Linked DNA regions of Homo sapiens: region 1 is linked to region 2. Evidence: read pairs that join two places in POLR2A ChIA-PET (ENCODE). Cell type or tissue: HepG2. All regions are shown on one strand. Each heading gives the region's core, and the rest is flanking DNA. Links, peaks and the distances in the headings are about the cores only.

Evidence for each region. Peaks named below come from ENCODE experiments on the same cell type or tissue, not always from the same donor. Only the 100,000 strongest peaks of a DNase experiment are listed, where the experiment ranks them.
Region 1: POLR2A ChIA-PET joins it to region 2 with 5 read pairs; 6 of 35 experiments call an interaction of 5 or more read pairs at or near these places.

Annotation. Positions count from the first base shown.
Region 1 is chr13:98,228,190-98,244,797 of GRCh38, forward strand. All of the region lies in intron 2 of FARP1 (FERM, ARH/RhoGEF and pleckstrin domain protein 1), which reads left to right. Among named protein-coding and RNA genes, the nearest start is that of MIR3170, 28 kb to the left of the region's middle. In HepG2, for the core only: no CTCF peak of the experiment used is centred there; no DNase peak of the experiment used is centred there.
Region 2 is chr13:98,160,920-98,176,332 of GRCh38, forward strand. The region is part of intron 1 of FARP1 (FERM, ARH/RhoGEF and pleckstrin domain protein 1); the gene reads left to right. It overlaps RNF113B (ring finger protein 113B), which reads right to left. Exons shown (of 2, transcript NM_178861.5): 1 at 15,363-15,413; 2 at 14,866-15,257. The coding sequence ends at 15,244. Among named protein-coding and RNA genes, the nearest start is that of RNF113B, 8.6 kb to the right of the region's middle. RefSeq lists a silencer at 12,596-12,890. In HepG2, for the core only: no CTCF peak of the experiment used is centred there; a DNase peak (open chromatin) is centred at 12,742.

The DNA of each region.
Region 1 (16,608 bases), core at 4,437-9,436, 61 kb after region 2:
CTCTACTAAAAATACAAAGAATTAGCTGGGCATGGTGGCGGGCGCCTGTAATCCCAGCTACTGGGGAGGCTGAGTCAGGAGAATTGCTTGAACCCAGGAGGCGGAGGCTGCCGTGAGCCAAGATCGTGCCATTGCACTTCAGCCTGGGCAACAAGAGTGAAAATCAGTCTCAAAAAATAAAAAGAAAAAGGAAAAATGGCTAAAATGGTAAACCCCATGTTACCTGTTTTTTTAAATCACAATTAAAAAAAAAAATGCCACAGAGCAGCAATGTGATTTGGAAACTAGTTAAATTAGCCCCAGCTGATTGAAGTTTAAAATTCAAGTTTCCCTACCATTCATCGCATCATTTGGCGGTTATCTATTGTTTGTATAGTATATCGTTAGTTACCATTTTATGGATCTCGCCTTACAGATCCATCAGACCCTTTAAGGCTGTGACTGGCTTCTCTGGGATTTCCCCGGTTGCCAGAGTGTTTCTTGCACATACCAGGAGTAAAAAGTTAATGGAACTTTTTTTTTCTGTTCATTGATCCACTTACGGGATCTTCTGCAGATTACCTAATTCTAAGGATTGGTTCACCTCTTCTTGCATGATTTGCTTGGTTTCTAGGCTATCCGATGATTGAAAACACATTGCAAAGATATAGAATGTTAAAATGATACTGAAGTTACTAAAGGGATTAGATGTTCTTTATTTTCTAGTAGTTGCTATATGCACTGACCAGTTGAGTAATAAGATTCTCATAACCTCAGAAATAGGAATTTGTTATTCTTTTTAACAAATACAAGATTACAGAATCTTTTAATATTTGTATAAAACTTATCTTTGAGCAAGCAAGCCAAGTAGCATCTCCCTGCTGCTCTAGACATGCAGATCCTGCAATTAAATATTGTTTTTTGAATAACATATGACATTCCAAGCAGAGAGCTGCCAAGACATAGCATGTGGACCTTGCTCTAGTTAATTCCTCGCTAGTGACACATTTTCTATTTACCCTTCTACCCACATTTCCCCACATTTCTTTGCAAAGATTCAGCTAGCAGTGAAGATGAAGATAGAACACATCAAGAATGGTGTTTGTGCTGTTGTGTTGTAGCATTTGGAAACTTGCAGTGTGGGATTTTTTTGCAAGAAATTTAAAAGTTATGTTTTAATAAAAGGGTAGCATTTGGGTAAATTTCCCCATTATGAAACCTTTTCTATTTATATTTTATTTACAACATGAGGCCTCTGAGTAACAATGTAAAATATTATTAACTTTTATAACAGGGACAGGACATATATACATTAATAACATAATCTCAGATTTCTTTTTTTTTTTTGGAGACAGGGTCTCTCTGTTGCCCAGGCTAGAGCAAGTGCAGTGGTGCCGTCATGGCTCACTGCAGCCTCAACCACCTGGGCTCAAGCGGTCCTCCCACCCCAGCCTCCTGTTTAGCTGGGACCACTCTCCACCAGCGAATTTTTAGATGATTATTATATACTTTATTTCTTTTTTTTTTTTTTTTAATAAAGATGGCATCTTGCTTTGTTTCCCAAGCTTCAGTTCTTTTTTTTGTTTTTAGTGGATAAGGGTTACACAGCATAGCATATAATAAAAACTACAAAGGTCATGTCAGCAACCCTGGTGGAAAGCCATGGGGCTTGCAGTATCTCACTTGAGTTACTACGCCTCTCTCTACTGTATTGGCTGTTATGGGTTAAGAATATGAAATAAAAATAAAAGGTAGACAATACACAGATTTATTGTATGAGTGTTGAAGAAATACTCAGAAAGCAAGTGTTGTTTAAAATCAAGTTGTGATGGTATAAACGACATTTCCTAGCAGGCAGCCTGATGGTCACTGGTCGTGCCTAGTACCGTAGGATAAATGAGACATTGCCTCTTACTTGCTTTAGAGAAGTGGGCACTCCCCTCCCCTCACCCAAGAGAGACTTATTTGGGCATTATTGAAAAAAATTTGTCATTGTCTGTGAGCCTGTTATAGGTAATTTTAATAATTACATGTTAACATTACAACTTTGAGTATAAGAGGTTTTGGCATCTTTGAACACATTATAGGCTTTAGTGAGAACCAGAGAAACATATTTGGTCTTTCACAGAAATTAACCCTAACCCTCCGAGTTCCTTAGTATTCACCCCAGTGCAATCTATGTTTATTGTAGCAAATTGAGAAAATGCATAAATGGTTAAAGAAATAAAAGCTTCCATCAGTCAACCAAACAAAAGCATTGATGATTTAGATTATGTCTTTGCAGTTGTTTTCTTTTATCTATGTTCTCAATTAAGAACCTTTGCATTGTAAGCAACAGTAAGTGACTCTGGTTAATGTCAGCAGAGAAGTGGGCTTGTTGTGAGGTCCCTGGGCAGCTCACCATGGTCAAAGAGTGTGGACATGAATTACTGTGACCTAGGCAGTCACCCCATTTGTCTTTTTTCTGCTTTTTTTTAATAAAACCAGAATATATTATACATGGTGCGTGTTCCTCACTTTCTGTGCCTTGGGAAACACTGCTGTGATGGGCATAACGAGTCTCAAAGAGGAAGGATCTACGGGTAAAGGAGATGCATGCAGAAACAGCCTCTAATTTGTCAGTAAGCCATGCAGTTAGCAGGTGTATTAGTCTGTTCTCATGCTGATAATAAAGATATACCAGAGACTGGGTAATTTATAAAGGAAAGAGGTTTAATGGACTCACAGGTTGGGAAGGCCTCACACTCATGGCAGAAGGTGAAGGAGGAGCAAAGGCACATCTTACATGGCGGCAGACAAGAGAAAGTGTACGGGGGAGTTGCCCTTTATAAAACCATCAGATCTCGTGAGACTTATTCACTACCACGAGAACAGTAAGGGGGGAACTGCCCCCCCCATAATTCAGTTATCTCCACCTAGCCCTGTCCTTGATACATGGGGATTATTACAGTTCAAGGTGAGATTTGGGTGGGGACACAGCCAAATCATATCAGCAGGGAATGGTTTAGCAGTTCACAATGACAAGCCTGGGTGCAAGGATAACCCCAAGATACTGCTTCGGCCAAGCTGATATTTGGACGGAGGACACAGAAAATAAATTCTTAAGCTCTGGAGCTAGGGAGAACAGAGGATGTAAAAAAAAAATACTCTGGACAAGCTTAGTGGCAGTCAAGGAAAGCAGAAGCAGTCAAGCAGTTTTACAGGGCAGTGCACGCTTTCCATGTAGATGCTATGTTGTCATTCATTTCTATTTTCTATTTCTTATTTTATTTTATTTTATTTTATTTGAGACAGAGGCTCGCTCTACTGCCCAAGCTGGAGTGCAGTGGCATAATCTTGGCTCACTGCAACCTCCGCCTTCTGGGACCAAGTGATTCTCCTGCCTCAGCTTCCCAAGTAGCTGGCATTACTGGTGCCTGCCGCCATGCCCGGCTAATTTTTTGTATTTTTAGTAGAGACAGGGTTCCACCATGTTGGCCAGGCTGGTCTCAAACTCCTGACTTAAGGTGATCTGTCTGCCTTGGCCTCCGAAAGTGTTGGTGAGCCACCACACCCGGCCTCATTTCTGTTTTGGAGTTCAGATTTACAAAGGGACTAGAGTACTTTTTTTCCTCATAGAGAATAAAATATCCTCTTTAAAATTTGCCCTTTTGCTTTATTTTTATTTAATTTTTTTGAGATGGAGTTTTGCTCTTGTGGCCCAGGCTTGAGTGCAATGGCACAATCTTGGCTTACTGCAACCTCTGCCTCCCAGGTTCAAGTGATTTTCCTGCCTCAGCCTCCCAAGTAGCTGGGATTACAGGTACTCGTCACCACGCCCAGCTAATTTCTTTGTATTTTTAGTAAAGATGGGGTTTCGCCATGTTAGCCAGGCTGGTCTTGAACTTCTGACCTCAGGCGATCTGCCCACTTTGGCCTCCCAAAGTGCTGGGATTACAGGCATGAGCCACCGTGCCCGGCTTTTTTTGTTTGGTTGGTTTTTTTTTTTTTTTTTTTTTGCTTAACTAATGAATCTTTAGGGGCCTGTTGTTTTTAATTCACTTAGTCTCACTTTACCACCATGTAAACTACAGTTTGGTATACAGTCACTTCAGATTTTATTTACTTTTGTTTTGAAGGAGAACTGCTGGTATTTATAGGAAAAGATTTCTGTCAGAAGTAGTTTTCAGATTTTCATGCTAGGAGTGTAGATTTCATAAATGGGCACCAATGTGCCTAGTTAATAATGTATGCAAAGATCATCTCCTTACAGATTCCAGGCATGCCTCATCTTATTGCTCTTTGCTTTATTTGCCTTTGCAGATATTGCGTTTTTTACAAGTTGAAGGTTGGTGGCAATTCTGCATTTCGCATGTCTATTGGCCCCATTTTTCCAACAGCATGTGCTTATTTCATGTCTCTGTGTTAGCATTTTTTAGCAATAAAGTATTTTTAAGGTATGCACACTGTTTTTAAAGACATGCTGTTGCACACTTACTAGACTACAGTATGGTGTAAACATTTTTTTTATGCACTGGGAAACCAAAAAATTTGTGTGACTCATTTTATTGAAATATTTGCTTTATTGCGGTGGTCTGGAACCAAACTCATAGTATCTCCAAGGTATGCCTAGATATCTGTTCTGAGAAAGCTGCGGTTTGAAACTTCATATTGAGTGAATGATGATTTCAATACTACTGTCTGATTTTTCCCAGAAATCAATCTCTAATGGTTTCCCTATTGACAGAAGATCAAGTGAGGACCCTGTGAAGGCCTTTCATGGTATCTGTTGTCATTTAGGAGGCTCAGAAGTTCAAGGGCCTTTGTCTGCAGGCTGGTGTGTTCTTCTGGGCCCCAGGCCCTCAGGCTTTGAGGCTGTAAGCGAGCACTTGCCTGGGGGTAACTATCCAGCTCAGTGGGTAGGTTTTTCCAAGGCATGGATGGTTGACAGCTTGGCAGAGCATCTCATCCAGACCATCTCACTTTTTCCATTTGTATAGAATTCTCTGTTAAAACAAAGGTGTTGTCTAATGTTAAGAGGGAGTGGTGTTAATAAATAACATCTTCCTCTCCTGAGTTCAGAACTAATTAAGAAAGAGGCATGATATCCATGGCTAGTCACAGTGTCCACCCTGTTACTGATGAATGCTGGACCTTGATGCCTGTCAGCCAGGCTGGTTAACTATGCCCTGAATTAGACACTCAGTCACTGGTGTGCAGACTGGGAAGCCACAGGCTCCCCCACGTGAGAACTCTCCAGAATGTGTGCTCTCGGTGAGCAGGTAGAAGTTACAGGAGAGGGGAAAGAACTCAGCCAAGGAGTCCCAGCTCCTTCCCCCAAATACACTCATTAGATAGACAAGCCCCAGGGTGGGGCCAGGAGGGTTCCCCAGCTGAAACTTGTCCACGGGTACCATGAAGAGGAAATTGTGTTTAAATGTTATTACAAGTCCTCCAAGCTTCTATGCATGTGAAGAAATTTGAATTCTCAGGGGGAAACTGAAAAGCTCTGGAAATCACGTACTGCTCAATTCAATTCAGAAGGTGTGAGTTCCTAAGGAGCATTTTCACTTCCTTTCAAACTTAAAAAATTGTGGTCCAAGGAATGACATGGGATTCTGACTTTTTATGACCCATGCTAACTGATTTGGTGACTTCTGCCAGTGCAGGAGGCTCGGATTTTCCCCTGAAAGAGCGCCCTGCTCATCTCAGAAAGGTTCAGGCTGTCGGGTCCATTCCGCAAGGACTCGCTTCATGTATTTCCTTTACAAGTCAGAAATGGAAAAAGAGGAAATTACCATCCCACATCTTTTCTTGATGTGTATGAATGCGTCTGCCTCCAACTCTGAGGGTTTCTTCTCCAATCAGGAAAAAGTTGACATTTGCCACCAAGTCAGTACGCTTCTAAGCTTTCATTTTATTTCATCAGGACTGACTGAGCGTCAGCATTCTGGCCGAGTCCTGCAGTTTTACCCACTGTGCAGGTCAGCGTTTTCTTCAAGGACTCTGGCCCTGGCTTGCTGGCATCCTCAGAGTGTCTGGATGTTACCCAGGGGCTTCCTCTCACCTCACCTTCATTCTTGTTCCTTGTTCTTAGATGGATGGGAGGTTCAGTTGTTGGAAACTACCAGTTAGACTAAGAAAGCTGGACTTCTTTCATACTCCTTAAGGCAAGTAGGGTATAAGTAAGTGGCCTGTTGGCTGATCTCAAACATGAGAGAGCATTAGGTTCATTAATAATATTCTGACTTTTTCTTATCTAAGCCAGTTTACTGATTAAGAAATCATCTGGTGAAATTAATCTCAAATATTTTTAAATGCTCAAAGAACATATTGCTTCAGCTTCATTAAATACTTGTCTAAACACCTGGAAAAAATTTCCACCTCCGTTTCACAATACTTTGTGTAGTGAAACCTGATGGAGTGATAGTGTGTTAGTTATTATGGAAATATTGTGGACAATTCACAAGCAGAGTGTTTGTTCCATAAAATTAAACCTGAAATATGTTTGCTTGCTCTTAAGTTAGAAGTATTGACAAGCAGGAAACAAAAAGAGAAATAAATGAATGTATGGACAAGCAGCTGAAGAGGAAGCTCAGAGATTCTGTAGTATTTCTTTGGCTGTCTATCTAAATATGACACAACAGCCTCCATTCTGAGAAAGCAAATTGAGCTGACAGGTGCCGCCAAGCCCATCTTTCCACATAGGACCGAAAGACTCTGAAACACTCCCAACTTCTCCATTTTTAATATTCTCTTAGAAACACTGGATTTGTAATAATGCCTTTTAAGCCAGGGGTTAGTAACATCTTTTAATTCCAGTGATATCAATCAAAATAAATTTTCTTTAGAGGATAAACAGAGCTAACTAGATTTCTTCCCATATCCCTCATTGAGTAATAAAAAGTAGGTAGTTTGGGTCTCTCCTGACCTTGATGGCAGTGACAGTGCTGGCGAGATTTTTATGTCTGAGTCCTTGTGTGTACCCCACCTTCTGGCTTCTTTGATGGCTGTGGTGGAGCTGCTTGGCATTTTTACACCCCTGAACACCTTCATCAGTTTTACAGAGAACTTAGTGTGGTCCTCCCCAGGCAATACCCCCAGAGCCACATAAGTTTCATCACAGTGCCCAAGGCTGTGGGCCCCAGGGAATCGAGGGTAATATTCTAACACAAATCAAAAGTCTCAAAAAAGCCACAAGTGACTTGAAGGCACTGAGAAGAAATTCTAAAGTGATTTATGTCTGATATCATGCCTAGAATTCCATTATGCCTGATGTTTCAAATATAAAGAAATCTCCTGGGGAGGTGATAAAAGGAGCTACACAGGTATCGGAGACAGAGGGGGAAACTCCCTCTCTCCACAGCGGAGTGATGCCCGGGTGTGGGATACTCTAGGTAGGAATGGAACATTTGACCGATAGCTTAGAGTGGGTGGGATGTCATAAAGCTCACCATCTTAATCATTTTTAAGTACACGTTTCACTAGTGTTAATAAGTATATTCACGTTGCTATGCATCAGAGCTCCAGAGCTCTTTCCTTTTTAAAACTGAAACTCTAGATACATTAAACAGCCCCCATTTCCCCGTCCCCCAGCCCCTGCCAACCATCTAGGCTCATTTTATACACTGGTTTATTCCGTATCATTCATAAACCGTACAATTCACCTCTGTCTTTTTTTTTTTTTTTCCCTGAGACAGAGTTTCGCTCTTGTTGCCCAGGCTGGAATGTAATGGTGTGATCTCGGCTCACGGCAACCTCCGCCTCCTGGGTTAAAGCAATTCCCCTGCCTCAGCCTCCAGAGTAGCTGGGATTACAGGCATGTCCCACTACACACAACTAATTTTTGTATTTTTAGTAGAAAAGGGGTTTCTCCATGTTTGTCAGGCTGGTCTCGAACTCCCGACCTCAGGTGATCTGCCCGCCTCGGCCTTCCGAAACTCATATAATTGGAATCATCCTATATGTGGCCTTTTGTGACTGGCTTCTTTTCTAGGCCCGTTTTTAGAACAAAGAGGGATGAACCTTTGCTTTACCATAAATAACCCTCATCACATGGCATTTTTTCTTCTTCAAAAACCTTGATTTGTAGCCGGGAAAAAGTGATTTTGTGAAGATATGGAGCTCTCCATCTAAGCAGCACCTGTATGAAAACTTACGAAAAAGAACTATGCTTCCAAACACGATTTAATTAAAACCATGTAAGGCCATAAATCTAGTAATATGATACCTGCTCAGAGCCTTCCTTAGCTTGCACGGAAAATGCATAGACGTTGCCAACATCTCCTACGTGCATTTCTAAAATAATACAGTTGGCCATTGAACAACACAGGTTTGAACTTCTCAAGTCCAATGTTATGCAGAGTTTTAAAAATAAATATATTGGAAAATTTTTTGGAGGTATGTGACAATTTGAAAAAAACAGATGAACCTCATAGCCAAGAAATAAAAAAATTAAGAAAGTGAGATATGTCATGAATATATAAAATATATGTTGGTAGTCTATTTTATCATTTACTACCATAAAATGAACACAGATCTATTACAGAAAGTTAAAATTTGCCAGGCGTGGTGGCTCACGCCTGTAATGTTAGTACTTTGGGAAGCCAAGGCAGGTGGGTCACGAGGTCAGGAGTTTGAGACCAGCCTGGCCAACTTGGTGAAACCCCATCTCTACTAAAAATACAAAAATAAATTCGCCAGGCGTGGTGGCACACGCCTGTAATCCCAGCTACTCCGGAGGCTGAGGCAGAAGAATCACTTAAACCCAGGAGGTGGAGGCTGCCATGAGCCAAGACTGCGCCATTGCACTCCAGCCTGGGCAACAGAGCAAGACTCTGTCTCAGGGGGAAAAAAAGAAAACGTTAAAATTTAGGCCGGGCGCGTGTGGCTCATGTCTGTAATCCCAGCATTTTGGGAGGCTGAGGCAGGTGGATCACTTGAAGTCAGGAGTTCAAGACCAGCCTGACCAACATGGCGAAAACCCATCTCTACTAAAAATACAAAATTTGCCGGGCATGGTGGTGGGTGCCTATAATCCCAGGTACTCGGGAGGCTGAGGCAGGAGAATCGCTTGAACCTGGGATGCGGAGGTTGGAGTGAGCTGAGATCACGCCATTGTACTCCAGCCTGGGCAACAAGATCGAAACTCCGTCTCAAAAAAAAAAAAAAGTTAAAATTTATCAAAACTTACACAAACGCTGACGGACTGTATGTGGCACCGATTGCAGTTGAGAGAAATGTAAACAAATGTAAAGATGCAGCATTAAATCATGACTGCATGAAATTAACTGTAGTAACACTATACTACTGTCCCAGTCTCATAGCCACTTCCTGTTGCTGTTGCAGTGAACTCAAGTGTTTTTAGTATCTGCTTCAAATGTGGATCATCTCCGTCATGAGCGGTTCATCTCCACTAAATTGCTTATCTCAGTAAAAAGTGATCACTCGTGGTTCTTGCGTATTTTTTCATCACATTTAGTGCAATACTGTAAACTTTGAATGACACTATGGGACCCGTATGAAGTGGCACCATTGATTCTGGAAGTGCTCTCAGGAAGCAGAGAAAAGTCATGTCATTACAAGAAAAAGTTGAATTGCTTGATATGTAGCATAGATTGAGGACTGCAGCTTCAGTTGCCCACCATTTCAAGATAAATGAATCTAGCATAAGGACCATTTTTTTTTTAAAGAAAGAAAGAAAAATTAGTCAAGTGGTCGCTATGGCTACATCAGCAGGTCTGAAAACCTTGTGCTTTTTGCGAAATGCTGTTTTATCTTGTATTGAAAATGCAGCTTTTATGTGAGTGCAGGCTTGCTCTAAGAAAGTCATACCTATAGACTCTAATAATATGATTTGGGGAAAGTGAAAACTTAAGGCAAAAGGAAGGTGAAGGATCTAAAGCTGGAGAATGTCATGCCAGCAAAAGCATGGTTTGATAATTTTAGAAAAAGGTTTGACTTAAAAAATGTTAAGATGACAGGAGAAGCAGCTTCTCCCGACTAAGAGGCAGTAGATGAGTTCCCAGATGCCATCAGGAAAATCATAGAGGAGAAAGCATATCTGCGAAACAGGTTTTCATGCAGATGTCTCTGCTGCCCTTGAGACAGCAAGACCAACCCCTCCTCTTCCTCCTCAGCCCACTTGAGGTGACGCTGTTGAGGATGAACCCTTATGATGATCCACTTCCACTTAGTAAACAGATTTTCTTAATAACATTTTCTTGTCTGTAGCTTTTTTGTAAGAATACAGTAATAATACACATACAAATTATGTGTTAATCGACTGTATTCCGTTCTCATGGTGCTAATAAAGACATATCTGAGACTGGGTAATTTATTAAAAAAAGAGGGTTATTGGACTCGCAGTTCCACATGGGTGGGGAGGCCTCACAATCATGGCAGAAGGCAAAGGAGGAGAAAGGCATGTCTTACGTGGTGGCAGGCAAAGAGAGAGTGTGCAGGGAAACTCCCCTTTATAAAACTATCTGATCTCCTGAGACTTATTCACTGTCATGAGAACAGCATAGGAAAGACCTGCCCCCATGATTCAGTTACCTCCCACCAAGTCCTTCCCAGGACATGTGGGAAGTATGGGAACTACAATTCGAGATGAGATTTGGGTGGGGACACAGCCAAACCATATCATTGACTGGCTATGTTACTGATAAGGTCAACAATAGGCTATGAGTAGTTAATTTTTGGGGGAGTCAAAAGTTCTACTCAGATTTTTGACTGTGGAGGGGGTCTGTGCGCCAACCCCCACATTGTTCAAGGGCCAGCTGTACTTGAGGTAGCAAAATAACTAACCCACTTAGCATGCGTTACCTTTGTTGTTTTAGAGAAAAACCCAACTTCCTGCCTGGGAAAGTCTGATTAGTGGTATGGATGGGGTCTTACCTGTTAAAACTCACAGGGAATTGGACTTCCTTATGGGTTAATGTATCTACAGACTACTTTCAGCATATTTTTGAAGATTTACTGCAGTTGTGGGGAAATAACACCAGCATTCAGTATATTGAACACTTAAGATACTTACCCTATGGAGAAAGGAGCCCCAAGGGAACAAGTGCCGGTTTACGCAGCTGTCTCCTATTAGGTTCTCTACCCTGGACCGACCCTGGTTGTGTTTTCTCTCCCTCATCCCATCATAAAAACTGGAGCCCACATCCAGGTTCAGCCAAGGCCCTCAGGGCAAACACTGGCTCCACTGCCCCTTTATTGCGTGCTTGCAATTGGAGCTCTTTGGGCCTGAGTTTCCTTACTGTTTTGCTTGATCAGCAGTGCGTTGACAAAGATGTTGTTTATATTTTATCCAGCATTTTTAGCTGTTTCATACGATTTCTACACTGTGGAATCATTTTAAGTGGTGTGAGGGGTGGAGGGGGAGGAGACATGGCTGGAGCTGAAGAACTGATCTCCAGCATGAGTGGGGCTGAGGTCCGGATTAGGCAGTGCTGTTAGAGACTCCAGCAGGCCTCAGGCAGGGATGGCAGGCACCAAGTGGCCTGGGGGCAGTGGGGAGAGGTGGTCCCTTGGGTTTCTGGCTGGGCCACTGAGTGGCGGGTGGCATTGGTTATTGAAGGGCTGCTCCCGGAGGAGATGAGCGGGGAGGGGGTGCTCAGGTGAGACTTCTGGGGAGCAGGTGACTCTCTGGCTCCAAGCGGGGAGCCCCACCTGGACTTGCTGGTGGGGCTGCTGGTCCAGACTGTGCTAGAGGAGAGAGAAAGGGCTGCTATTGTTTGCCTCCCAGCAGGTGAAGGAGGAGGGGCCCAAAGACACCTGGGCAGGTAACTTCATCAGGAAGACGGCTACCTCTCTTCTCCAGAGAGCGAGAGTGAAGTGAGCAGGTGATATCCGTGGTGATCCCTCCACAAGGAGGGAAGGAGGCAGGAGGGGAGGTGGCTTTAGCTCCCTTTCCTTTAGCCCTGTGGACTGGAGGGGCCTTGATCATCTCTTCTACCCTTGCACGGGGTCACCCTTGGCCAGGGACGCCTGTGGCCAGTGGCTGGGGCCTTGTGCTGCTTAAAGCATGAGTTATTAGCACAACCGATTCAGGGTAGACGCACGTTTTTTGGGACTTTTGGAAAAGGAACACGCGATGACGAATGAATGATTAGATCTGAGGCCTTGGAGGGGTCAGCGAGTGCTGGCCTTGAAACTCAAGCTGCTTTGGCCTTGGTGGGAGTCTTGCCTGCGTGGTGATGGTGACGGTTGGAGTGGCCTTCCCAGGCAGGAAGGGAGGATGCGGCGATGCTCCCAGTTTATTGAAACCTGACTTTGTTCCCTGCTGGCAGCTGTTCTGAGAGAAGAAGGGAGGTGCAGGGCACTGGGGGCAGGCAAACAGAGAAGGATGGTTGCATTCTATGACAAGTTGACAGCATTATGAGAAACTGTACCAGATACTTTGTTGGTGGATGGTCTGGGGCTTTGGGTAGAAAAAGAAAACATTAGAGCTGAGATGAAAAGGAAAAGAAATCATCTGACCAGCAAGACTGGAGTCTAGAGAGGTGGTCCGCCTGCGGACGTCATCTCACTGGTCGGGAGAGGATGAGAATTTCAGTGATTTCAACACGAGATCACCATACTGACAAATAACACCTGAGAGAGTGGGTTGGTTTTGTGTCGTGTTCTAGTGCGTTTTCATCGTGAACATCTTAGGATGGGAAGGCCTCAGGGAAGGGCTTTCGGGGAAGGACAGAACCAAGAGGCTTTAGTAGAACCCGGAAACCTGGCATTCCTTTACGATCCGGCATTGAGCTTTGCCCTGGACTTCCTAGGAGTTACAAGATCTGAAGCTGCTGTTTGAGATGCACAGCAGGACTCTGGTGGGTGACTCAGGAGAAGGAAGGCAGAAGGCAGAATCCCCGCCCTAGCGAAGATTCGAATCCAGCACGCGCACATGGCAGTCGAAGAAGAGAGTGTAGACAGTGGGCAAACTTAAGGGACTGTCGTATGGGGTGAACGAAATTCTTAAGTGCCAAGGAATGCAAAAACTGGCCCTGGGAAGAGTCAGGAATGAGGTGGTTTCTGCCAGAGGTGAGGTCTAAGTGGAGTTTTCAAGAAGGCTGTGGGTGTGGCGGGCAGAGTTCTAGGGTCCTTGGGGTGCTGCTGGCAGGACGAGCCTGAGAGCTTCTGGGGAGGTGGACGGCATGTGCTGGGGGCCCAGAAGCTTTTGAGAAGCACCTCCAGGGGAGTGTGGGGCATTTTGATGGGCAAGGCCCTTAAATACGGCATGTTGCACACGATGGGGTGGACTCCACAACAGGCACATGGAAGAGACCACCTCTCTGCAGGGTCGTGTCCTGCACATCTGGACTAGAATGCAAGCTTCTCTTTTTAGAAAAATGGGGCCAGGCATGGTGGCTCATGCCTGTAATCCCAGCACTTTGGGAGGCCCAGGCAGCAGGATCTCTTGAGGCCAGGAGCTCAAGACCAGCCTGGGCAATATAGTGAGATGTCGTCTCTACAAAAAACTTTAAAAACTGGCCAGGTGTGGTGGCTCACGCCTGTAATCCTAGCATTTTGGGAGGCTGAGGTGGGTGGATCACCTGAGGTCATCAGGGGTTCGAGACCAGCCTGGTCAACATGGTGAAACCCCATCTCTACTAAAAATACAAAAATTAGCTGAGCGTGGTGGTGCATGCCTGTGATCTCAGCTACTTGGGAGGCTGAGGCAGGAGAATCGCTTGAACCCAGGAGGTGGAGGTTGCAGTGAGCCGAGATTGCGCCACTGCACAACAGCCTGGGCGACAGATTGAGACTCTGTCTAAACAACAGCAACAACAACAACAACAAAACTTAAAAAATTAACCAGGCACGGTGGTATGTGCCTGTAGTCCCAGCTACTCAGGAGGCTAAGCCGGGAGGATCGCTTGAGCCTGGGAGGTCCATGGACAGGTCCTCTGCTGTACAGCTTGTTTTTCTATTTTATGTGACAGATGTAGCAATGTGTCTTGCATTGACAGGCTCTGCTTGCAGTCATTTTATATTAAACACAACCTATGTTTAGATGGACCACCCTGAAAGTGTTGTTTGAGATCTATTAAAGAAACATATTTCTATGAATGTTCGTAGCGTACTCCCCCTCCCTCGAGGCCGTAGGGACCGTTAGTGTTTACTACCTTATGGAAACTGTTTTTCTCCATGCTTTTATCTGGAATAGCACTCAACATTCATTAGCTAAATAGGAAACTTATTTCAGAGGGGATCATTTTTCATCCTAAAGAGGATTTTTAAAAATTTGGGGCCAGATGCAGTGGCTTATGCCTGTAATCCCAGCACTTTGTGAGGCCGAGGTGAGAAGATCTCTTATGGCCAGGAGTTCGAGACCAGCCTGGGCAACATAGTGAGACCTCCATCTCTACAAAGAAAATTTAAAAGGTAGCCACGTGTGGTGCTGTGTGCCTATAGTCCCAGCTGCTTAGGAGGCTGAGATGGGAGGATTGCTTGAGCCAAGGAGGTTGATGCTGCAGAGCTGAGATTGTACCACTGCATTCCGGCCTGGGCAACAGAGCAAGACCCTGTCTCAAAGAAATCTGGACTTAATATAAAATTTTGAAAGATGTAAGGCTATGGAAAAACATAGTAAAAAATTATTCAAGAATATTTTGTAATGCATGAAAGCTTTTGAAAGGCTAATTTTATCTTTAGTTGTATAAATATATTTTGGAAGAGAATAAGATTTTAATATGTGTATCTACATTATCTGTGTCTTTCACTAATAAGACAAGGTTCAACATCTGTCTTCAGATTGCATTTTCTGTGGGAAGAACTTAGGTTGTAGGCATTTAGCTCAGAGAAAGGGGAAAAGGTACTTTCACTGCTCACTTTTTGCTATTTCTGCCCCAAGACCTACTGTTCATTCTCCAGACTTGCTGTATTTTATGTCGAAAGGTTTTACTGTTTCCATGAGGAACTGTGGTTCATTTTCCCCAGGCTTATAATCAGTAAGTAGTGATTTTCTTTTCAGTGTTACTTACTGTGATACTGTAAAATCAAACTAACAATAAGGTGCCACAACGCCATAAAAAATTAATAATATTGGGAAGATGTTGATTCCCAAACTAAGATTTGGGCTTTGGTTTTGAACTGTTAATTTGTTCATTCATTTTAATATTTCCTTTGACTGTCTCAGATATACCAAAGCGTGGTGCATTGTGGAATGTGTGCCAGTCTCAATGCATGTAGCTCTGTAGGATGGAAAGTCAGTTATGAAGAGAGACTTCTTTTTCTTCTGTGTCCTGTTGATTAAGAAGAATCTGTATGGCCGGGCACGGTGGCTCACGCCTGTAATCCCAGCACTTTGGAAGGCTGAGGGGGGTGGATCACGAGGTCAGGAGTTCAAGATGAACTTGGCCAAGATAGTGAAACCCTGTCTCTACTAAAAATAAAAAAAAAAATTAGCCGGGCGTGGTGGTGGGCGCCTGTAATCTCAGCTACTTGGGAGGCTGAGACAGAGAATTGCTTGAACCCAGGAGGCGGAGGTTGCAGTGAGCCTAGATCGTGCCACTGCGCTCCAGCCTGGGCGACAGAGAGAGACTCCATCTCAAAAAAAAAAAAAAAAAAAAAATCTGTATAACTTGCATTGCCCTTTCAGGTAATTAATCACCCTTTTTTTCCAGCAGGGTTAAAGATTGTAGTATTGACTATCAGTTATTTTGTAACAAAAACTGGACCTAAAGTTCAATTCACTGTTGACTTTTTCAAGAGGAGTATTAAATTTTTACTCCCTGCTGTACATGTGGAATTTCAGTGTAATTTTAAGCCAAATTCTTTAAAATATGTGAAACTCATAGTGCTATTACAAAATAATTACAAAGGAAGCAAGTTTTCTCCCCTGAGCATCTTATTTCTAGATTTTTTTTTTTCCTAAGCAATCTCTTGAAAAGGAATATCAGTGAGCAGATTTCTCTGGGGCCATTTGAACTTCATTAAAATTTCAGAGAGGGCTTTTCAATGAGAATATATTCATGTAAGCACTGGAGAGTTTTGCATAATTTTAAAGTTGAACAGAATTGGGTACAATTAGTGATGAAAATACAGTCCATCCCAGATTCCTAGCTGATTGCCATTTTGGTTTTCCCAGCAAACACCCTTTCTACCCCACTTCCTAGCTTTATTGAGATATATCTGGTATATAAAAAATTGTACATAACTAATGTATACAATTTGGTGAGTTTGGATATAAGTATAGGCTGGTGTTACCATCACCCAGTCAAGGTAATAAACATATCCATCACTTCCAAAACTTTGCTGTGTCTCTTTATTGTTACTGTTTTTTAAAAAACAACAACAAAAAGCGCCTTTTCAAGGGAGTAGCATTTGCTCTCCTCTCTTCCCAGATGGTGTCCTCATCCTCCTTCCTCAAAGCCACCGGCTCCTCCTGGACGGGTTGGGTACTGAGATGCTCCATGAAGCCCAAGCACCATTCACATCTAATTGAGAAGTTTGGAGAGGACAGAATTCTCACTCATCTTACAGGCTCTATTTCTTACACAAACTGGGCTGGAAGTAGAAGCTTAGCGGTCACAGTCACTGAAGAGCTTCTTAATCTTTTTTGAGTCAGGACTTGAAGTCCTGTTTCATTATTTCATTCAAAGAAATTGATTGGCAATGGCCAGAGTTAAATTCAAAGGTGACATTAACACA
Region 2 (15,413 bases), core at 10,285-15,284:
CCACCCGCTTAACCTCCCAAAGTGCCGGGAGTACAGGAGTGAGCCACCGCGCCTGGCTTATATTTGCCTTATTTTGTTTTCTTGATGGACTTTATTATTCATAGCAGTTTTAGGTTCTCAGCAAAATGGAACAGAAGTTAGAATTCCCCTATGCCCTCCTGCTGAACCTTCCCTACCATCAACATCCCACAGTTTCCTTTTTACATTTTTAAGAACGCTCTATTTTTTTCAAATTGGTAATATATTATACATACGTTTTGTGAATTTCTTTCCCCTCCATTATCTTGCTTCAGTAATTTTTTTTTTTTTTTTTGAGATGGAGCTTTGCTCTTGTTGCCCAAGCCAGAGTGCAATGGTGTGATCTCAGCTCACTGCAACCTCCATCTCCTGGGTTCAAGCGATTCTCCTGCCTCAGCCTCCCGAGTAGCTGGGATTACAGGCGCGCACCACCATGCCCGGCTAATTTTTTGTATTTTTAGTAGAGACGGGGTTTCACCATGTTAGCAAGGCTGGTCTCGATCTCCTGACCTCAAAAGATCCGCCCGCCTCGGCCTTCCAAAGTGCTGGGATTACAGGCATGAGCCACCATGCTCGGCAGCTTCAGTAGTCTTTAAGTCAACATGATTGAGGTCAAAGGTCTCTTGAGGTCATTTCCTGTTGACCTTTCTCTGAGGAATGTGGCTGAGTTCACATGATGGGAAGGGGGTTCCCAGATGTCTTTCAAGCCCTTGACTATATTGTGTGGCGATTTCCCAGAATGTGTATAGAAGGCTTTGGGGACTATGAAGTCCCTACCTTCTTGTCTCTCTTTTTCTCTCTTTCTTTCCTTCCCTCCCTCCCTCCATCGTTCCTTCCTTCTTTCTTTCTCCCTTTCTTTCGAGGCAGGGTCTCATTCTGTCACCAGGACTGGAGTGCAGTGGTGTGATCTTAGCTCACTGCAGCCTCAACCTCCTAGGCCCAAGTGATCCACCCACCTCAGCCTCTTAAGTAGCTGGGACTACAGATGTGGTCTGCCACTTCTGGCTAATTTTTGGAATTTTTTTGTAGAGACAGAAGTCTTGCTATCTTCCCCAGGCTGGTCTCAAAATGACCTCAAGCAGTCCTCTCCTCTTAGCCTCCCAAAGTGCTGGGATTACAGGCCAGCCACTGTGCCTGGCTCTTCCTGTCTCTTTCTTTTATCATTTGACTTTTTTCTCACTGGCACTTGGAGGAGGGGGTTTGGGATTCACTTTCTATTAAAAGTGTTCTTCATGGGTTAGAAAATAGAACTGTAGCGGGAATGTTTCCAGAAAAGTCTTAAGTGTCAGGGGAGACACCTAAAGTGAGATGAATCAGTTAATACTCCTGTGTGCCATGCCTGCGTACAAGTGTGGAGTTTCTAAGTGGCATAGGACAGATTTCTAAGGTGGTGGGTAGGCAAGAACTGACAAGGTTTGCCTTCTCATCGATGTGCAGAAGAGAATCTTTTCCTTGTGTACCAACAATTCTGGCTTATTTTGTTTGCGTTTGTGCCGCTATTCCTAGCTCGGGGCATGGCCTGTAGTAGGTGCTCATTAAATCTTTGTTGAAGAAACCCCTCTTGGGGTTTCTGGATAAACTTACCTTGAACCTCTCAAACCTGGGCTGACCTCACCAGCTGTTTGGCCCCCATGGTCTGTAAAAGCCTTGAACTTATAGTCACAAATGGGTGGCAGATATACATTTATTTATGATCTTAGTCTTCAGACACTATTTATCTACTTTACCCTTCATCTACCTTTGACTTCTAGATTGTTTCTGTCTCTCTCATGTCCAGGCCTGTTAGTCTCTGGTAAAGTTAGAGATGCTCTAACAATGTTCTAGGAGTGGCTGAGGCGCCTTGCAAGTCAGGAGCTACAAGATCTTAAAAACAAATACCCATTTAGGTTGCTGGCGAGGTTGCGGAGAATAAGGAATGCCTATGCACTGTTCGTGAGAGTGTAAATTAGTTCAACCGTTGTGGAAAGCAGTGTGGCGATTTCTCAGAGAGCAAAAAACAGAACTACCATTCAACTGAGCAATCTCATTACTGGATATATACCCCCCAAAATATAAGTCATTCTACCATAAGGACATAGGCACGTGAATGTTCATTGCAGCACCATTCACAATAGAAAACACATGGAAGCAACCTAAATTCCCATCAATGACAGATTGAATAAATAAAATGTGGTACATATATACCACGGAATACTATGCAACCATAAAAAAGAACAAAATCATCTTTGCAGGAACATAGATGGAACTGGAAGCCATTGTCCTTAGCAAACTAACGCAGGAACAGAAAAGCAAATACCGCATGTTGTCACTTATAAGTGGGCGCTAAATGAAGAGAACTGATGGACACACAGAGGGGAACAACAGACACTGGGGCCTACTTGGAGAAGGGTGGCAGGAGGGGGAGGAGCAGGAAAAGTAACTGTTGGGTACTAGGCTTAGTACCTTCTGTTAAACCCCTGTGACATGAGTTTACCTATATAACAAACCTGCACGTGTACCCTGAACCTAAAATAAAAGTTAAAAATTAAAAACAAAAAATTGCCCCTCCCCTTCAAATCCCAAATAGCCATTTAGGAAAATCAAATCAAATCCTTATTTGTTGGTGTTTTTTTTTTTTGAGATGGGATCTCACTCTGTCACCCGGGCTGGAGTGCAGTGGCGTGATCTAGACTCACTGCAACCTCTGCCTCCCAGGTTCCAGCAATCAAAAATACTTACTTGGTAGTATGGTATCATCCAGTGGTGGCTTATAAATTAAACTTAGCATGGCCTTTTCTTTTTTTTTTTTGAGACGGAGTTTCGCTCTTGTCGCCCAGGCTGGAGTGCAGTGGCGCGATCTCAGCTCACTGCAACCTCTGCCTCCTAGATTCAAGTGATTCTCCTGCCTCAGCCTCCCCAGTAGCTGGGATGACAGGCACCCGCCACCACGCCCAGCTAATTTTTGTATTTTTAATAGAGACGAGGTTTCACCATGTTGGCCAGGCTGGTCTTGAACTCCTGACCTCAGGTTATCCGCCCGCCTCAGCCTCCCAAAGTGCTGGGATTACAGGCATGAGCCACTGCACCCGGCCAGCATGACCTTTTCTAAACACTTCAAGATTATCCTTCTTTAGCTTAATTCTAATTGCTGGATTGCTTGACTGTACCTCCATGAATAATCCTGTTGGCACTAAGTCCTGTGAATGCCTTACTTTTAATGAAGAGTTTACCTAATAGCATGTAAGATTGTGCAGGAAACGAAGGACAGAAAGGCCCAGGAAATTGGCATATGGATAGTTTGCCTCCATTTGTTAATTTGCGGGCCACCTTGGTCCGTTTTGGGGGCGTGGCGTTTGTTTTCACCATATGGCGGGTGACGGAACATCTGGACTGTTTACCTGACAGCCACAGGGCAGCATTTCAGGAACTCTTGAGAATGTGGGAAAGGACATTTTAGTTCTAGTCTGAAACTAGGACATTTTAGTTCTAGTTTGAAAGAGTCAGAGAGTCTGGGTTGCTCTTGGTAGGTTTATGCTCAAAAGCCTTTTAATTCTTTCTAATTGAATCCCTTGGCTTAAGATTCTTTTGATTTGTATTTGATTAAACAACAAAGCAACACATCTGTGGCCTTCATTTGTATGCATCTTTACCTACTGCTGTGAACCCAATGAGAGGTGTCTTTCAGAGAACTTAGATTTTTGTTTAATACAAAACAAGCTGATATTCTTAATTGTTTTAGGAATTACATAGCATTCTTCATTGTTGTTCTGGCTTCCTCCTCCACCATCTAATGTGTAAATATGTGTGAAAGGGGAAGATCTCCAAAATAGAGCCATGGTCTGGCAGGTTGAGAGGTTTGTCAGTTAGAATTGTCCCAAGTGGGTCGGCCGCAGTGGCTCACACCTATAAACCCAGCACTTTGGGAGGCCGAGGCGGGTGGATCACTTGAGGTCAGGAGTTCGAGACCAGCCTGGCCAACACGGTGAAATCCCATCCCTACTAAAAATACAAAAATTAGCTGAGCGTGTTGGTGCATGACTGTAATCCCAGCCCTTTGGGAAGCCGAGGTGGGTGGATCACTTGAGGTCGGGAGTTCAAGACCAGCCTGGGCAGCATGGCAAAACCCTGTCTTTACTAAAAATACAAAAATTAGCTGAGTGTGGTGGTACACACCTGTAATCCCAGCTACTCTGGAGGCTGAGGCAAGAGAATCACTTGAACCTGGGAGGTGGAGGTTGCAGTGAGCCGAGATTGAGCCATTGCACTCCAGCCTGGGTGACAAAGCCAGACTCTGTCTCAAAAAAAAAAAAAAAAAAAAAAAATTGTCCAAAGTGAATGATGTGATGATTGCTTCGTTGGTCTCATTCTTCTTTATCCTTTAAGTAATTTAAAATCATACTGTAACTTGGCATGTTATGCTGATATTAAAAGAAATGAAACAGTTTTTGAGGAGAAATGTCAGTGTTTTGAGGCAGATTGTAACTATTGAAGATATTGTGAGTGCTCCTCTGTGCCCAAAGGTGGACATGCATTGATTTTTAAACCCCACCAATTCAGAGTTCAGGACAGTTGACCCTTTGTCAGTCTAAAGTTTGTTTTAACAGAAGGCCGTGGGAAAAAGTTTGTTACACAAATAATGAAAATTTACAGGGGAAAGTTTACTCTATTTAAAAAAGACTTTTCCCAACACTTCAGCATCATTAGTAATTTTTTCCCATTAAAACAAACCTGGTAAGACCTTAATATGATAATCTCTCATCATTAAAAAAAAAAAAAAAACCCTTCCAGAAGGGGTTTTTTTTTTTTTTTTTTTTTTTTTTTTTTTTTGTCTCACTCTGTCATGCAGGCTGGAGTACAGTGGTGCGATCTCGGGTCACTGAAACCTCTGCTTCCCAGGTTCAAGCAATTCTACTGCCTCAGCCTCCAGAGTAGCTGAGATTACAGGTGCACACCACCACGCCTGGCTAATTTTTTTGTATTTTTAGTAGAGGTGGGGTTTTGCCATGTTGGCCAGGCTCGTCTCGACCTCCTGATCTCAGGTGATCCACCTGCCTTGGCCTCCCAAAGTGCTGGGATTACAGGTGTGAGCCACTGCGCCCAGCCCAGAAGTCTTTTATGCATAGACATTTAGCATGAATAGTAGCATACCCTAAATATGGTGTTGTGCTTGTTCTCTTCAGTTTAATACACTCCGAAGATGGTTTCATATTAGTACATACAGATTGGCCTCATTCTTTTTATCGGCATATAAACAGAGGGTACCATTAAATAATCTGTAAAATTTTCCCTGTCAATAGACATCTAGGTTGTTCTGAATATTTTGCTGGTCTAAATGACACCACACTGAAGATGGGTGATACCTGAAGTATAAAATCCTAGTAGGATCAGTGGTCAAAGGCTGTATTTGTTTTTAATATACATAGATATTGCCATATTGCCCTCCATGGCTTACAACCTTATAACCGTTCATTCGTTTTATGAACTTGCATATAGTGCTTACTTTGTGCTAGAAACTATATCAAATGTTTTACAAATATTAACTTGTTTAATCCCCAAAGCTACCTGTAGGGGAGAGGTATTATTATTATCACAGTTTTGCTGATGAGGAAACTGAGGCAGGAGAGATGAAGTAACTTGCCCAAGGTTCACCTCAAGTAGCAGAGCAGAGATTTGAACCCACACAATCTGGATCTGCTGTTGGCTCTTAATCACTGTGTTGAGGCTGTTTTTCCCAAACCGGAAACCTACAGTGATGGCAAATATTTTCACCTGTCCTAATCTGATCAGTGAGATGCCAGTTTTTCTTTCTTTTTTTTTTTTTTTTGAAACAGGGTCTCGTTCTGTCACTGTGGCTGAAGTGCAGTGTCGTGATCATGGTTCACTGCAGACTTGACCTCCCTGGGCTCAAGGGATCGTCCTACCTCAGCCTCCTAAGAAGCTGAGACTATAGGCGTGCACTACCACACCTGACTTAATTTTTTTGTATTTTTAGTAGAAATTGGGTTTTGCCATGTGTCCCAGGCTGATCTTGAACTTTTGGGCTCAGGCAATCTGCCTGCCTCGGCCTCCCAAAGTTCTGGGATTACAGGCATGTGCCACCACACCCGGTCCAGTTTTTCTTAATTGTCATTTTGCACTTTTCTTACTACTCGTTGTGGTTGAATACATTTTCAAACGTTGACAACTCGACAAGCCATTGGTATTTTCTTGACCATCCTTCTACTCCCTGTTCCTGTCCCTTGGCCAATTTTCTAGGAGGTTGCAAATATTTTTCTTATTGATTTATAGGACTTCCTTTATATATGGAGAATTCTTAATTGATTTATAGGCGTTCCTTTGTATATGGAGAAAATCAGCCCTTTATAATATGTAATTCAAGTACTTTTTCCTAGTTTGCTTTTGGCTTTGCACTTTTTTAGTTTTTTTCCCTTATGGCATGTAGCATTTAGGTCATGCTTAGAGAGATCTGCAATTTGAGAACAGTTTTACTTTTTTTTTTTTTTTTTGGAAACAGTCTCACTCTCACTCTGTCACCCAGGCTGGAGTGCAGTGGCGCGATCTCAGCTCAATGCAGCCTCTGCCTCCCTGGTTCAAGTGATTCTCCTGCCTCAGCTTCCCTTGTAGCTGAGATTATAGGTGTCGACCACCACGCCCAGCTAATTTTTGTATTTTTAGTAGAGCTAGGGTTTCACCATGTTGGCCAGGCTGGTCGCGAACTTCTGACCTCAAATGATCCGCCCGCCTCAGCCTCCCAAAGTGCTAGGATTACAAGCATGAGCCACTGCGCCTGGCCGCAAACAGTTTTAAAAAATCTTATGTTGTCTTCTAGAACTTTATGATTCATTTAAAAAAGTCTACATTGACTCAAGTAATATTGGGATCTAATTTTATTTTTCTAATAATAATCAGTAGTAATGATGCACAGCTATACACGAATAAAGAGCCTTCCAATAGATTAGATTTGGTGCCATGCTGGCCGGGTGCGGTGGCTCACGCCTGTAATCCCAGCACTTTGGGAGGCCGAGGTGGGTGGATCACGAGGTCAGGAGATCGAGACCATCCTGGCTAACACGGTGAAACCCCGTCTCTACTAAAAATAGAAAAAATTAGCCAGGCGTGGTGGCGGGTGCCTGTAGTCCCAGCTACTTGGGAGGCTGAGGTGGGAGAATGGTGTGAACCCGGGAGGTGGAGCTTGCAGTGAGCCAAGATCGTGCCACTGCACTCCAGCCTGGGTGACAGAGTGAGACTCCATCTCAAAAAAAAAAAATAAAATAAATAAATAAAAAAGTTTTGGTGCCATGCTGTTGTAATAGACTCTACTATCACTATTGACAGCTAAACTGCATCATAAGCTTTGTGGCTCATGTATATACCATAACTAATTTTCCTTTATCGCTGAGTTTTGTTTCCTGTGGAGTCAATGGTTATCTTGCTTTTCCTTTGCTTCATTTTCCACATATGTATCTAATTAATTCTGAAACTCTCACCTGTTGTCTAAATCGACTTTTAGTCTCTTCAGATTAATCAGATCATTAGATATCCTGTTTCATCCTTGAGAGATCCTTGTCCAGAAGTCTTCAGACTGGGCCAGGTTTCTCACTGGCCTGGTCAGCGTCCTGGGGTCTCCCCTACTGTAATCTACTGGGGGGGTTCCCCTTGCCTCTATCACCTGATGTAGGATCTTTGTCCTGGACAGCTTCAGGGATCTCCCCATGACCCTGATGATCCCCTTTGCTTCTCTTTCTTGAAATTTGTTTCCTGGAGCTTATCTTCTGATTTCTGTGTTTTTTTTCCCCCTTCATTCTGGTAGAGCCCTTCCCAAAGTGATTGGAGTGATAAATGCTTTGAGACCTTGTGGATTTGTTAGAAGATCAGAAAACAGGATCTTGAGCTGAGAGGCTGTTTAAGAAGTAGTTGAAATGTTCAGGTGTCCTGTACTTCCTGCTGTGGGCAGGGGGGATCAGCTCTCAACCCCCGCTGGACTCACCCAATGTGGTTTGCAGTGCAGTCTTTGTTTAACTCAATGTTGGTGTGTATATCATTATGACTGTGTGGACTTGTTCACTGCTGAGCCAGATAATGCCCTATGATAGTTTTCTTCAAAAACTGTTTTTTTTTGTTGTTAAGATAATTCATTTTTTAAAATTTGTTTGATTTTTCTACGTATCCATTGCTAATAACTTGAACCGACCTATCAGTTTTCTTTCAACTAATTTGTACTGATCTCTAAGCCATATATAGCCATTCAGTTCCCCCATCATCCTTTTTCCTGGTGCTTCACCTTCTGTAGCACCCCCATCCTTCAGCTTCTATCTGAATGGGTTGTACTCTAGGCGTAGTTCACAACCATCATTCAGGGGCTTTCCTTTACCCTTCTTCTTTCTTGGACACGCTCTTTTCTGGATTCCGTATCATCTCATTTCATGATTTACTGCATTGTTTTGGTAGAACACATACACCCGTAGCTTTCTCAGAAAGGTAAAGAAGCTACATTTCTTTTGAATCTTTAACATGTGAAAATATCTTTGCTGGATGCAGTGGTGCATGCTTGTAATTCCAGCTACTTGGAAGGCTGAGGTGGGAGGATTGCTTGAGGCCAGGAGTTCAAGACCAGCCTGGGAAACAGGGCAAGACCTTGTCTCGTCTCTTGAAAGAACAACAACAAGAAACTTTAAGGCATGCTTAGATTTCCTTGATAATTTTACTACATACAGAGTTAAAAATGGAAACTACTATCCTTGAAATTTTGAAGACATTGCTCCGTTGTCTTCTAACATATTTTGGATATGATTTAATTTTTTCTTTTTCTCCCTGGAACATTTTAGAATCTTAAGATTTTAAAGTGTCACAACTTCTGTCATGTACTTCGGTGTAGATCCTTTTAAAATTATGCTGGGTATTTTGCTTTCTCCATTTAGTCTGGAGACCATTGTCCATCAGTCTGAGATATTTCCTAAGTTTTCAAAAAAAAATTCTTCTAAAAAAACTTCATATTATTTGATTATTAGGGCTTTAGGAAGATTCTCTACTTTCCTACCTTTAAAATTTTCCATGTAGTTATGTTTTGCCTTACTTTCTATGAGATCTCTTCAAATTAATCTTTATAAACTAATATAGAAATAAAACTTTCAATTATCCATATTATCAATTTTGGGGAGCTATTGGCCTTTTTTCCATAGCAACTCTTCTTGTATTTTGGAAGAGATTCTTATTCTCTTGGGGAATAGTCTAGATTTTAAAACATTTTCTTCTGCTCCCTAGAATGTCTGCATTTTTTTTGTTTTTGATACAGAGTCTTACTCTGTCACCCAGGCTGGAGTGCAGTGGCGCGATCTCAGATCATTGCAACCTCTGCCTCCCGTGTTCAAGCAATCTTCCCACCTCAGCCTCCCAAGCAGCTAGGATTACAGGCATGCGCCACCATGCCTGGCTAATTTTTGTTTGTTTGTTTATTTGTTGAGACAGAGTCTTGCTCTGTCACCCAGGCTGGAGTGCAATGGCGCGATCTCGGCTCACTGCAGCCTCCACCTCCCGGGTTCAAGCAATTCTCCTGCCTCGACCTCCTGAGTAGCTGGGACTACAGGTGTGTGCCACCACGCCCGGCTAATTTTTTGTATTTTTAGTAGAGATGGGGTTTCACCGTGTTAGCCAGGATGGTCTCTATCTCCTGACCTTGTGATCTGCCCACCTCAGCCTCCCAAAATGCTGGGATTACAGGTGTGAGCCACCGCACCTGGTCTAATCATTGTATTTTTAGTAGAGACAGGGTTTTACCATGTTGGTCAGGCTGGTCTCGAACTCCTGATCTCAAGTGATCTGCCCACCTCGGCCTCCCAAAGTGCTGGAATTACAGGTGTGAGCCACCGCGCCCGGCCATCTACATGTTTTTAGAAGGTTTTTTTCCTCTTCTTTGTTTTGGATGTGACTTTCATTTTGCAGGCTTTTCTTGAATGCGTACTGATCTTTGGCTGATCCAAGGCACTTAAAATCAGGTTGGAATTTTTGTGCACATGGATGGGGCTTGTCAATTGTTGATTTTTCTTTAAAATGATGAAGCAGCAACTGGTCATTTTTGTCAAAGGAAATCCTCAAATATCAGTATATGTGCTCATTGAGATGGTCCTGAGAATAATTCTACCAGCCCTGCCTGGAATAAACCTGGATAAGCTATTCTGGAAGCAGGATGGAAGAAGGGGACTGTGGAGGTTTCCTGGTACAGTAAGTAGACTGATTCTTCCTCAATTCCCAACACCTCGTGCCTCATTTTCAGCCCTGAATTACACACACCCTCTTCGTCATTGTGCCTGGCGTATGTGAGTTTCTAATTTTCCTGGTTCAATGTCCTTGGGTAATAAACTTCTTTGGGGTTTGGGTAGGTGGGAGAGGGTCCCTGGGTGCAAAGGTCTAGCCTCTTCGTATAGTGACTTACACCCTCTTGTTTCCCACGCCCTTCCCCCTCCCATTCAGCATGAGCCTCCTGGGCTTTGGACTATTTTGTTGGAATTCTCTGAGCATCACTTATGATACAAATCATCACAGACCTCTCTCTTGCTTTCTGTCACCCAAAAGTCAGTAGAATGTTTTATCTGCTCTTGTTCCTGCTGCTATAGTCCTCTTAAAGTATATTTACTGGCATTTTTGTAGGATTTTTGGTGTTGATACAGGCATGTGGTTAATCTGCCATGTTCAACTGGAAGTCCATTTTATTTTACCAAGGTATAACATAACATGATTTAAAAATTTACTGTAATAGCAGTAATCATACCAGAGCTACATTGTTAAAAAATATGCAAAATTTTTATTTTCTAAGGGTGCAGATTCAGTCAGATATTCACAGATTAGTCTAATTTATATGATTTGCTTAAAGTCCTCCTCCCCACCAATGAGGTAGCCTCTGAACTCGTCTGAGAGTGTGAATGACATTTTTGAGTTGACCATTCAGACTTGTGCCCCTGAACGTATCTGCACACGCGCTCGGTCACATTTCTCTATCTCATTTTCTTCCCTATCACACAGAAAATCACATTCAGCCTGAGGTTTGGTTTTGTTTTGCATTAGGTCTCTGGCTGCAGGTGTTGTGGCGCTCTGGGGGTGTCTGCCTGCCTCCTGTCAGTGCAGCAGTTCTCTTCTGGATGGTAACAAAGAGAAGATGTCACCGATAATGCAGGGCCATGGAAATCCGGCCGTTCTTTATCTGTGCTCTGCTGTTTGTTGGGCGGGGTGGGGAAAAGTATGAGAATTCTAGTTCTGATTAGCCGTGAATGAGACTTTTCTCAGTGGGAGTCCTGCGGACACCAGGGTGTGGTGACTGATTTCATTTCTGCTGCTCAGGGATGTCTCGGTGGCTGTCGGCCCAGAGTGCTTGGAAGGCAGGAGAAACTGGCAGGATCAGCAAGGCTCTGAAAATAGGGCGTCATGGGGGTTGGCACGGGGGCTGGGGCTGGTCTCCGGCAGTGCCACTGAGCAGTTATGTGACCAGCTAGGTTTCTGGTCTCCTTGACCCCCTTGGAATTTCCTCATGACCTCACCTCCCCAGGGGTTGTAGCCAAAGAATGAAAATCACAGAGCTGCCTCTAGCATAGCACCCTTAAAATGCTCGGCTATGAAACGAACAGTTCCTTAACATTCAACAGACAGAAGCAGAGAAAAGTTACCTGTTAGCCCTTAACCTGCCCGCTTCCTGGTTTCTTTTAGACCTTGGGCAAGTGTTATAGTTTTCATATTTATTTTTTGGAAGTGGAGAAGCTGGAGAGAGAAGGAAGTGAGCTAATAACCAGCTTTTCAAGAGTGCTGACTTCTGCATTTCTTAGTACAGGATTTTGCCAGGCCCTTGACATTCGTTTAAAGGAAGAAAGAATTCTTTCTCCTTGAACATCTGTGCAAATCAGTGGGGGTGGGAGTCTAGAGCCCAAGGAGAGTATGAGATAACTTTACACGTTTCTGAAAGCTAGGATGAGAGACAGCAGATCCACGTTATTGTACTGCACTGGCAACAACCCAGTAGCAAAGGCAGACCAATGAAATGTGCCAAAAAGATGCATTTGTAGTGTGGTATAATCACATTTTGAAAAATGTGCAGTAGATAAGTGGGGAAATACGCATTCTGGTTGCTTCATAAATAATAGTAGTTAAGGATATCTATCAATCTCGTGTTTTTTAGCTCCAGCACTGGGTATGTAGAATAAAAAAGGCAAACCGAATCAGTTTGGCATAGAGCTCTTTTCAAATTCAGCATCATTTCAGTGCATTTCAGCTTTATACATAGCTCTCAGCCAGGAAATCTCAGGTTTAATTAGGTCATTTGTTCTTGAGAGTTCTGTCCTTGCAAAACAGGAGAGGAATTTTTATGGGCAGTTGGCACACAGAAAAAGTCAACAGCAAAATGTCCCTGTTTTCTTCAATTTTAGGTGGTACTTATAAAAACTCCTTAGAAGGAATTTTGTGTATTTCAGGATATTAATCAATCTGGGTACAGTGTTTTCAGGTTTTGATTTTCATGTGCTCTAGGTTTTTGCCTCTCCTGGAGTCTTTGGAATCCTAGGGGTTTGTGACCTTGGAATGCAGGCCTGTGAGGCATTTTCAGGATTTCAGAAGGCCTAACCAGAAACTGGCAGTCATGGGGAGAGGGAATGGAGCTGCCTCCATAAGTCCATGCAAATTAATGAAAACATCAAAGCATTGTTTGGTTTTGCCAGATTTTTCTCATGTTGCTCATGTTGATTCCGAAGGACTTATTGACCATTACGTGTGCCTTCAGTGAACAGAAAAAAGGTCAAGTCAGTTGTTGCTTAACTGCAGCCTGGCTGATGTGTTCTTTTGACCGGAAAGATAGGGGTTGGGGTGTGATGTGGTGGGACCTGGTCCAGACAGGATAAAGTGCCGGTAACCACGGTGCTAACTTTGAAAGCCAGCTGGCCCCACACTGCTCTTCACTTCCCCAGCAGGGTGCTGTGTAAGGTGGTGCAGTGCTGATGGGGGACTGTCCTCATCCCTGTTCTGAGCTGTTTCAGCAAAAGTCTGAGGGGTCGCTCCAGCGTTGTGACCTTAGAGCGTGGTGATGGGAAGGACTCAGCTCCCAAGGAATGTGTGCACTCCCTGCAGTCCTGCTTGCTTCTTCCTTCCAACTCCAGAATGTTTATTTCATACATTAATATGAAAAATACACAGAAAAAAGACTGGAAGGAAATCGGCCAAAATGCTAGCAGATTTTGTTTACCCACTCTATGTTAGTAAACCAAATTGCCAAATTCGGCAACGCTTACTAGTGATCGCCTTTCTGCTTAATTTTGCAAATGATTGATTATGAACCTTATTCTGTCATTTTAAAAATGGAATAAGAACTATATATCTTAGTGCATATTTGGAATGTTTTCAAAAGGTTGGTGACTTGGAGCACTTGTTGACAAGGTTCACGAGCGTAGCTGAGTCCAGTGTCTAGGAAGGGACATACATGAAGCATTGTAAAGAAACTCGAGTGAGCCTTGGGAGAAAAATCCTGGAGCCAGAGCTTAGAGTTTCTGCTTCGGAGTGCCTGAAAGTTTCATATTTCTTCTTTTGTGCAGATTCCAAATGTTTTTGGAAGGCTTGAAAGTGAATAAAATAGCCCTTTGACAGAACTGACAAAAACGGACGGACTTAGGGGTAGGGCCCAGTAAGTCATTGTACACAAGCTTTGTGTTGTTAGCTTTGGCAAGGACAATTCTTAGAGAAAGCTCTATGTGAAATGCCAGAATAAATGGCTCACTTTTATGGGGCACTTGAACTGTCTGCCTTGTCGACTATCAAGCTGCCATTTTCCCTGCTTGAATTACAATAATCGATATGTTGATAGCACATACTGTATGTCAGGCACTGTTCTAAATATGTTAATTTTTGCTTCAAAACAACCCTGTGAGATACTACTATGTATGAGGAAACTGAGGCACAGAGAGGTAAAGTAACATACCCAAGGTCACGCAGCTGTAACTGGTAGAACCATGACTTGAATCCTATCTCGCTCCTGGGTCTGTGCCCTCAACCACGGCTCTGCTTTTGTCTGCAACCTGGCCATGGTGGTGGGTGGGTCGATGGGTGTGGTTCAAGGTCAAAATCACGTGGAAAGTTTTGCCGAAGTTCGCTCTGCCGCAGTTGCTTGCATAGCCGACTGCTAGGTAGCTTGGTTTGACTGACTTTTCACTAACTGACTTTTTATTGAGCTACCTGTTGGCCATTAAAAAACAGGAAGTATGTGAGACATGGTTTCAGTCTTCAAGGAATTCACAGCCAAAGTTGATATATGAGATAGGCTCTTATGAAAATTTACATAATCTGTGTCAGTTCCTTGTAAGGAACTCATCAGCTGTGAGGAACTCAGCGTGGATCTGTTGGTGTTTGTCTTGGGAGAGGAATACATTGCCATTTTAAGGGAGAGGATGTTAACATCAGCCAAACAAAATCAAATCCAAACTTCAGCGTGGATATTCTTCTGTCAACTCCTCCCCTCCTTGGTTCTTAACTGATATCCTTTATTTGCTGTTTTGGTAACTCTTGAACCCCATCCTCTCCACTCCCTCCCGGTCTTGGTTCCATCATTTCTTCCTTTTCTGATATCTCTTTTTAGCTTTTTTGAAAAAAAAAATTAATTATAGTACAAAACATAAAATGTACCCTTAACCATTTTTAAGTGTTCACTCATATTAGGTATATATATATTGATGTGTAACAGAGCTTTATAACTTTTTCATTTAGCAAAACTCAAGCTCTGTACCCATTAAACAACAGCTCCCCACTCCCGCTCTTCCTAACCCCTGACAACCACCATTCGACTTTTTATGTAATTTTGACAACTCTAGATACCTTATATTAGTGAAAAATCATACAGCGTATTGGTCATTTTGTGACTAGTTTATTTCACTTAGCAGTGTCGTCTTCAAGGTTCATTCTAGTTGTAGCATGTGATCCTTAAAAGGATCAGTTTAAATCTTTAAAAGGATTTCCTTCCCGTTAAGGCTTAATAGCATTCCATTGTGTGTGTGTATCGCATTTTGTTTGTCCATTCATCCATCCATGGACACTTGGGTTGTTTACACCTCTTGGCTTTTGCAAATAATTCTGCAGTGAACATGGGAGTGCACATACCTCTTTGAGATCCGGATTTCAATTCTTTTGGTTACATACTCAGGCATGGGATTGCAGGAAGACTGTCATCTCTCTCATCTTACTCAACAGGCTGCTTCTCCCCAGTGTACATACAGACTTGAGTCTTTCTTATCTCTTTTTTCCTAAAAGAACAAAAAAATTTATTTAAATGTGAGAATTATGGGAAACCTAAGCCATGGGAATTGGACACTCATGGGGGTCTTCTGTGAAATGGGACTTGCCCCCACCTTCTGCAGCCTGAAGCTTTTGCAGTTTCGCCATCAGTTCTTTGGCGGGGT